Linked DNA regions of Homo sapiens: regions 1 and 2 are each linked to region 3. The links are chromatin contacts, found by Hi-C or POLR2A ChIA-PET in ENCODE. All regions are on one chromosome and are shown on one strand. The core of a region is the stretch at or near the end of the contact, and the rest is flanking DNA. Distances in the headings are between cores, read along the strand shown.

The links. Hi-C counts contacts between places; a loop is a spot of excess contacts on that map. ChIA-PET counts read pairs that join two places held with the same protein, here RNA polymerase II (POLR2A). Pooled maps may share reads with other maps.
Region 1: a map with no recorded cell type shows a loop between it and region 3 (5-fold over the local background). The contact joins the enhancer-like site here to the promoter of MSX1 in region 3. A Hi-C loop is called at or near these places in 4 of 37 single-sample maps with no recorded cell type and 1 of 50 pooled maps.
Region 2: a loop to region 3 is called in a map of naive thymus-derived CD4-positive, alpha-beta T cell, with 6 times the contacts of the local background. The contact joins the promoter of CRMP1 here to the promoter of MSX1 in region 3. A Hi-C loop is called at or near these places in 1 of 168 maps with a recorded cell type or tissue (naive thymus-derived CD4-positive, alpha-beta T cell), 4 of 37 single-sample maps with no recorded cell type and 9 of 50 pooled maps. POLR2A ChIA-PET finds 5 or more read pairs at or near these places in 1 of 52 experiments (B cell).

Annotation. Positions count from the first base shown.
Region 1 is chr4:6,179,667-6,182,366 of GRCh38, reverse strand. The region is part of intron 1 of JAKMIP1 (janus kinase and microtubule interacting protein 1); the gene reads left to right. Among named protein-coding and RNA genes, the nearest start is that of JAKMIP1, 20 kb to the left of the region's middle. RefSeq lists an enhancer at 1,299-1,588. Within about 2 kb of position 1,331, at least 5 of the 41 ENCODE cell types and tissues checked have a DNase peak (open chromatin) inside an H3K27ac peak, as active enhancers do.
Region 2 is chr4:5,891,707-5,894,406 of GRCh38, reverse strand. It overlaps CRMP1 (collapsin response mediator protein 1), which reads left to right and starts at 1,321. Exons shown (of 14, transcript NM_001014809.3): 1 at 1,321-1,818. The coding sequence starts at 1,438.
Region 3 is chr4:4,858,363-4,861,062 of GRCh38, reverse strand. MSX1 (msh homeobox 1) reads right to left here and starts at 1,398. Exons shown (of 2, transcript NM_002448.3): 1 at 695-1,398. The coding sequence starts at 1,163. RefSeq lists silencers at 807-1,246, 1,257-1,496, 1,517-1,576.

The sequences.
Region 1 (2,700 bases), core at 82-2,581, 1.3 Mb before region 3:
TGTAATCACTGTTCATTGCAGCTTTGAGCTCCCGGGCTCAAGTGATCCTCCCACCTCAGCCTCCCAAGTAGCTGGGACTACAAATATGCACCACCACACCTGACTAATTTTTTTAATTTTGTAGAGATGAGGTCTCATTATGTTGCCCAAGCTGGTCTTGAACTGAGCTCAAGCAATCCACCTTCCCCGGCCTCCCAAAGAGCTGGGATTACAGGTGTGAGCCACCGAGCCTGGTTTCCTGTCCCTTCTTATAAGGTCACTAATCTCATCATGAGGGCTTCACCCTGATGACCTAATTACCCACCATAGGGTTTCAATGTATCAATTTGGGGGGACATAAACATTCACTCCATAACACTGTCCCTTACCTTATTGAATCGTCTGCTTTCCCTGAACTTGCCCAGACCCCTCCTCCTCCTGTCTGCACAGGCTCATCTCCTTGGGCATCACCCATCCTCCCAAGGCCAGGGCGGGTCCCTCCCTGTACATCTGTCTGTCACAGCCATGGTCACAGTGTGTGACTGATGCCATTCACAGTCTTCTTCCCCGCTGGCTAGAGCTCTGTGAGGGAAGGGGCTGTGTGAGATTCATGTTTGAGGCTCAGCACAGGGTCTGGCATGGAACAGGCACTAGGATGCTGTTGAATGAATGAATGAATGAATGGAGCTTGCGTTGCTGCTGCTCTCCCTCTCTGATGCCAATTGACTTTTCTTTGACCCCTGCTCCTCCATCTGCATATCCTGATTTCACCCCTTCCACAGCCCACTTTGGATGTCCCTTCCCTCACCACGCTGGCACCCATAGGCCCTGGTCTCCCAGTTATCACCTGGGCTTGTTACAGTGTCTCCTTTGCTTGGCTAGGAGCTCCTCAAGGGATGGGGGAGCCACTGAGACATTGAGGGACTCTGCAAATGTCTGCACCTGAGAAGGACTTCCTTCTGTACTGAGCTGGTGGTAACCTGATAGTGACCTGGTAGTAACCTGGCAGTAAGCTCATCTTGGTTTATGTACTCCAGGCCTGTAATTAGTGTTACTCTTCGAGCCCCTGGTCTCTTCCTCTCTCAGCATGACCCTCCCCTCCACCCTTTCTGGAACTGCTTTCTTGAGAGGAAGCCTAAGAAATGTGAACTGCGTCCACCAGCACATCTCACAAAGCCTTGTGCACACAGGAGGTGTTTGGTAGGTGTCTGTCAAGGAGCGCCCTGTTCAGCATCTAGTCATATCAAGCCCACACGGGGTGGTGAGTATAGAAAGGATGTAGAAACCACAAAAAGAAGTTGCCCTTTGCTTGGAAGTCACTGACTACCCCTTCTTGTTCTTGGTGGTGTGGTTACTTGCTAGTCTCTTGACTCATTTCAGCAGAGGTGAGACAGAAACGACCTGATGGCTGGGGCCTTTTCTGGGACTTCTTAAGGGGTCTTTGCACGTTAATAAAGGGGAGATTCCAAAATGATGCAATGAGTTGGCCAAGAGCCAGCAAGTAGCAGTTGAAAAAGAAAAAGTTTTTATACTAAGCTTGGGACTTGAGCAGCTAGACTCCTCCCTGCTCAATGTGCCATGGCCCTCTGAGAACAAAGCACGTTGACAGAAAATTAAATGTCACTGAATTAGCTGCAACATCCACTTGCTACAACCTCCACCCCCACTTGCTAATTGGGTCATGTTGGTCAAAGTACTTCACCCCTTCCTGCTGGTCCATTAAAATGGGGGTACTAAGAATACCCTTGTCACAGGGCTGCAGAATACTAGGTAATTTGGACAGTTTGAAACAGTTCCTGCTACACAGTGAGAGCTATATAAATGGTGACTTATTACTTGGTGCATGTTTGTTGAATTGTAGTAAATTATCTGATGGGAGAGGGGTGTCTGTGTTGTTATGGTGCTTAATTCTTCTTGTAGCACAGGTATCGGTCCCCATTGCCTATCCTCACCTCCAAGTTTCTCTCCTGTTCAGCAGCTGATAAGATTTTATAGTGAAAATCTCAATAAGAAAGAAGACTTCACGTGCACAGAATGTTCTAAAGGAAGCTTCATTATGTTCTCTTGAATGTTGATAAACAACTCTCATTTCTATTTGATGAGAATTTTTTGTGGGTTCTGAATGTTACGAGTAGCAATTTTATCAGAAATTATTTCTGTTTGTGGGTATGTTTGGTGGGGAATTGAAGTTGGTGGTTTTCTGATATTGGAAGCATTTCATGAACTGGGGTATTTCAAAACTGCTGTTTATGAAAGTGTTGGGGCTAATTCAGTGGCACTTAATTTTCTGTCAATATGCTTTGTTCTAAGAGGGTCATGGCTTGTTGTGCAGGAAGGAGCCTGCTGTTTATCCCTGCAAATGTTCTTGCATGGCTTCTAAGAGGATGTCAGGCATGCTGCTGGTCCTAGGGATAGAAAACAAAACAGACACAGTTCTTTGGGCAGCTGGGAACTGGTCTTAGATTCAGAGAGACCTGGGTTCAAGTCCTGACTCTGTCATTTACAAGCTATGGATTTTAAGAAAGTGACTTCACCTCTTTGAGCCTCAGTTTCCTTATCTGTCATATGGGGATAATATTGCTACCTGTTTTACAAGGAGGCTTTGAGGATGGATTGAGATGAGGTGTACCCAGCATACTACCTGGCATAGAATAGTCTCTTCTTTTGAGTGGCAGCTCTTGGTTTAGCTGTTGCTTTTGGTCTGGGGGCAGGAGTGATACC
Region 2 (2,700 bases), core at 72-2,571, 1.0 Mb before region 3:
ATTCTGCCTCTCCAGGAAGTGCAGCTGGGACTGTAGGGTCCCCAGGGACTTGCAGGATCCTCTGCCTGATAATCGTGGAGAAATAAGGGAAGGTGTCTATAGGAGGCAGGTGGTGCCTGGCCTTAGAGGAGAGCCCCAGCAGAGCGACCTCCACGACAGAGAAACCCCAGAACGCCCAGACTGCAAGCTCCAGGAGCAACAAAAGTGGACTGTGCCCCTCGAATGAGGGAATATCTGTCTGTCTGGTTGACTGCCAGCTGTGTGTGTGTGGTCATCTCTGTCTCTGTGTGTCTTTCTCTGGAGCGTTTTTATTTAAGCTTTTGACTTCCTTTATTACTGGTGTGGACTTGTGTGTGGGCATCCTGTTGCCAGTTTATGATGCACATGTGTGGAATCGCCCTGAGCTTGCCTTTGATATTGGTGTGTTGTGTGGTGTCATTGGCGTGCACGTGTATGTGTGTGTCGCTGATTCTCATGCAAGAATGTGCTTCTCTTATGTGTCTGTCGGAGTGTGCCTCTAGCATGTCCCTCTTGGCTGCTGCACCACCTTTCCTGGCCCTTACCACCTCTTGGCCCACCATATGGGTGCTTTTGTATCCAATTCCCCTCCTTAGCAGGTCAGCTCCTGGAGGGCAGGCACTTGGTCTCTTTTGTCCATGGCTCTGTTCCCAGCTCCTACAACAGTGCTAGGCACTAGTGGGCGCTCAGCAAAATAAAACTGACGGAATGAACGGTGTGTCCAACGCATGTGCCTCTCCAGTTGTGCAATTAATCTTGGTGTGATACTGTGTGTGAGTGGGGTTGTGAGACAATGAGGATTTCTGTTGTGTGTTTGTAATGAACTCGGAATGTGCACAAGCATATATGTGTATGTGTGTGCAACATTGAGTATGGTGTGCATGATCGAGCCCCTGTGTATCTCTGGAGAGCATGTGTGATTGACTCTCGTGTGTGTGCCAGCATGTCTGTGCATCTCTCATGTGTTTGGCGTAATTGTCTGGTGTGCAGGTATGAACCCGCGTGTGCCTCCAGAGCGTGTGGGCGCGCGAGTGTACGCACACGGCTCCTGCCCCGCGCTCTCCTCGCGCCCTGCGCTCCGCCTGGGGGCGGAGAGTGGGGGGTGCGGCGAGGGCACTGCGGTGCCGCGGCCCGCCCTCCGCGCTGCGGCTCGGGAGCGTCACCGTCCCTCCCCGCCCCAGCCGCGATCCCCGCCTCCTGGTCCTTTGTAGCTGGCCGCGCCGCTAGCCCGCAGCCGCCCAGAGGCCCCGCCCCGGCCCCGCCCCGGCGCGCGCCACGCCCCGCCCCTCCCCTCCCTGGGCCGCAGTCGCGCCCGGGCCGCCGCAGGCCCGCACCGAGGCGCGGAGCGCGGCGCACGGCGGTGCCCAGGGCCGCGGGCGGGCAGGCGGGAGCGCGGTGGGTGGCCGGCCTTGGACGGGTATGGCGGACCGGCGGCGCGCGTGGAACACCGAGGACGACCTGCCCGTGTACCTGGCGCGGCCGGGCAGCGCGGCGCAGACCCCGCGCCAGAAGTACGGCGGCATGTTCGCCGCGGTGGAGGGCGCCTACGAGAACAAGACCATCGACTTCGACGCCTACAGTGTGGGCCGCCGCGGCTCGGCGCGCACGCCGCGCAGCGCTGGCCGGCCCGACGCGGTCGGGCTGCCAGGGCCGGGAGGCAGCGAGGACACGGCCAGCGACGTGAGCGAGCCCTCGGGCTCCGCGGTCAGCTCTCCCGGAGAGCGCGACGAGCGGCCGCCGACGCTGCGCATCCGCCGCCCCGCGCCCCGCGACCTGCCCCTCGGCCGGGACAATGGCCAGGTACCCTCGGGGCGCGCGCGGGCCAGACGAGGGGGGCGGGCCCCGGGAGGACCCAGGGCATGGGGCGCCCGAGGGCCATGCCCGGGCCCCGGTGTTGGGGCAGCGGCCGCCAGGCTGGGGAGAGCCACGGCGCGGCCCCTCCCCCACCTCATCATGCAAGAGGTTCCCAGAGCTGGGGCGACTCGGTCGGGGCTGGCCGGCGTGGTCCGTGAGACTCGGAAGGGATCGCCCGGGTCCAGTCCCGGCTCCTCTTCTACAGAAAGGGAGAGAGGTTCTGAGAGGGGAAGTTGGCTAAAGCTACCGCATGGACGCTTAAACGCGAAGGAACCTCTGGGATGAATCTAACCCAGGCCCCTCATTCTGTTTTGTGAAAAGAACTGGAGCTCCGTTCCGTGTTGGTCCATTCATCCATCCACTCAGTCGGTAGTAATTATAGAGCACCTACTGTGTGCCGGGCCCCGGGAGAGGTTCCGCGAGTCGCCTGCGGCCACACAGCTTAAAGCTGGAAGGAGCTTTTTTTCCGAGCGCTCCCCTCATGCTTGCTGGGGGGAAGGATTTGGTTAAGGATTTAGTTCGTCGGGCAGTTGGAGCCGTAAACCCCTACCCTCAAGCGCCAGTAGATTCAAGGGGCACTCCTGAGCTCCACAGCACACACCGATGTGCCTGCTTCACAGAGCAAGGTGGAGGTAGAGCTGGGATTTGAACTGGGGTCTCTGGCCTCCCGGACCTGAGCATGGGGCCGGGAGGATCAGGGAGAGGGAACGCTAGGGCTTGGGCCCTGCGGGTATTCTCTCTTGAGCTGGGGGTCACCAGGAAACTGGGGGAAGAAGGGCGGATGGACGGCGTAGCCTTTGGATGGACCGACGAGAGCCAGGGTCAGGT
Region 3 (2,700 bases), core at 149-2,648:
GGCCGTGAGGCCTTGGAGCGAACCGCCTTGGGCACCTGGAGTCCACTTTAATGGCTCAGTCCTAGACGTTTGGGAGCTTCCCATAGGATTAGCGGGGGCGCCTTCCCCTAATTGACTTGGTGCCCCGCCCCCTCCACTGGAACCTGAATGTCCCCACCCCTGAATCATCCATCCGCCCAAAGCACCAACTATCTGCCTCAAACTCAAAGGGCATGGGGAGGTAGAATTCTGTAGGAGCTTCGGAACCTCTAGGCAAAGAGGTACTTGAAAGGGAAGAGGGGCTGGGGGACACCAGCTCCTACTGCGAGAAAGTGAAACTCCGGGTGCAGGGAAGATACCGCACCACACACATTCATCCGCTGGGGTGAAGCCGATGAAACAGAGTTTGGGATCAGATGAGGGATCATGGACCCCTGAGGTCGTTTGGTGGGGGCAGGAGGACAGGGTGCCCAGACATCGGTGTCCTATCCGTTAACTCCCACCCGCAGCGTCTCTGGGCCAAGGCGAGGAGGTCTGGAACCTTCTTCCTGGGTGGGAGTGGAGGGAGGCGCAAGACCCGGCCTTGCAGCCCACGGCTCCCTAGCACCGGCTGCAGGTACGCAGGCGCCGGAGGCCACCAGGAGCCCTCGGGTCCCACACCCCACCCGGCCCCCACCCGGCCCCCTCCCTCTGCGCCTGGGTTCTGGCTACTCACTGGCCGGCGGCGGGGAGAAGCGGGGGCTCTGCATCCACGGGGTCCTCTCGGGCTTCTCGGGGCTCTCGGCTTTGACGAGCGCATCTTCTGGCAGCTTGAGGAGTCCCCCCACCGAGAAATGGCCGAGCGGCCGCGGCGAAGAGGGCGCGTCCGGGGCTCCCAGCGACCCCGGCGGGACGCCCAGTGGCTGCGCCGAGCCACCCGCCGCCTGCACGCCCTCGGAGGGCGCCAGGGCGCTCTCCTTGGCCCCCGGCTTCCTGTGGTCGGCCATGAGCGCCTCCACGCTGAAGGGCAGGAGCGAAGGGGACACTTTGGGCTTGGCCCCCTCCTCGTCCGCGCCCATGGCGGCTGCCGTGGCCGCGGCGGCGCTGGGGGCCTGGCCCGCGCCTCCCCCCGCCGGCTTGCCGAAGGCGGAGTCCTCCACTTTGACACCGAGTGGCAAAGAAGTCATGTCAGCAGCCGGGGCCATGCAGAGCCGGGCCCCCCCTTCTGCCGCAGCACTGGCCAGCCGCCGGGCATGGGCTCCGGGCGGGCTGGGAGCGCGGCCGGCCTCTGCGAGCGCCCGGGGCCCTGGCCGGGCGGACCCTCCCGCGCGCGCCTCCCGCCCCTCCCCAGCAGGCCAGCTCCGGCGTGCTGGGCCTGGCCTCCGGTCGCTGCCGCCGCGCAGGCAGAGTTCCCGGGAGCACTCGCCGGCTCCGGGCCCTACCGCGGCTCCCCAGAGAACTTGCTAATAAGGCGAGGCCAGCGGGGCGGCGGCCAATCAGCGCGCGAGGGGGCGGGCCCGGAGCGATCCATTGGGCCGCGCTCCTGGGGACTCGCCCGGAGGCGCGCTGGGCCTGGGGGCACGCAGGGCAGGGCCCAGGCGGCGGAGGGCAGGGGAGGAGAGGGGGTGCCCGGGAAACTTTCCTCTGCGCTGAAGCCCAAGAGGCCCTCTCTGCGGGAGTCCCCTGGGTCTCTATCTTTCTGTGTTCCCGGGGGATTTTCCCTTGTTCTCGTTCCTTCTCTTCTGCCCTCCTCTCCTCCCCTCCCCTCCCCTCCTCAGCCCTCTTTTCCGCTCCTCTTTTTTTCCCCGTCCTTGTTTCTCTCCTCTACTGCTTCTTTTACCTTTCTCTTTAGTCTGTGGCTGGGTTTCCCTGTGCCCCCCTCCACTGTCTGACCCCCCCTCTTCTTCTACCACAATAATTTGAGTTGAGGTTATTTCTTACACATTCCTTTTATATATAGTTTTTAAAATACGCATGGCTATTTATCCTAGGAGAAAGACATACTATTAACTTCTTTTCAAGAAACGAAACAAAACCAAACCTTCATTTTCTTCCTGTTCTGAAATCTTGTAAACTTTACCTCGAGGTAAAAGTGGGCCTTTGTCTCTAACTTAGAGCTGGAGTAAACCTTGCGGGAAGAAGCTAGCTTCCTGTAGTGCCAAGGATGTGAGAATACGTAAGATTATCTAGAATCTGCAGTCGGTTTTCATACACGATGTGTATTCCCCCCCCCCCACCCTCGCTCTGAACTTCTGTCCCAAGGGTCACAACACCTATAGCGCCCGGGCGGGGAAAGGAGCTGCCAGATCCTTTTGATATAGAACTTACTGAAATAAAACCAACAGAATCGTCAATGAAACACCGATCTGGCCTTAAGGTGACCTCAAACAACGCGTCCTCGGAAACAATGACATGTCCCTATCTCTGGGCCGCTGATCCTGGAGGGGAGAGGCACATTTGGGGGAGGGGGCTGGGAAAAGAGGAAAGTTCCTGGAGGTGGACTCTAGTGTGGGACTTGAGAACTCTTCTTTTGCCAATTTCGGAGAAAACGTGATTTAATGTTTGCTGTTAATAATAATAATAATAATAAAGACAGAAAAAATGAGTTGGGGTCAGGGGAGATGCAAGATCTGCCTGAAGCGGGGTCGGGGCTTGGCCATTTTCTGCGCCTGTCGCTTTATGGCCTCTCCTCCTGCGGCCCAGGCCAGCGGCTCTCAGGGAGTGAGCGGAGGTGATTGGCGG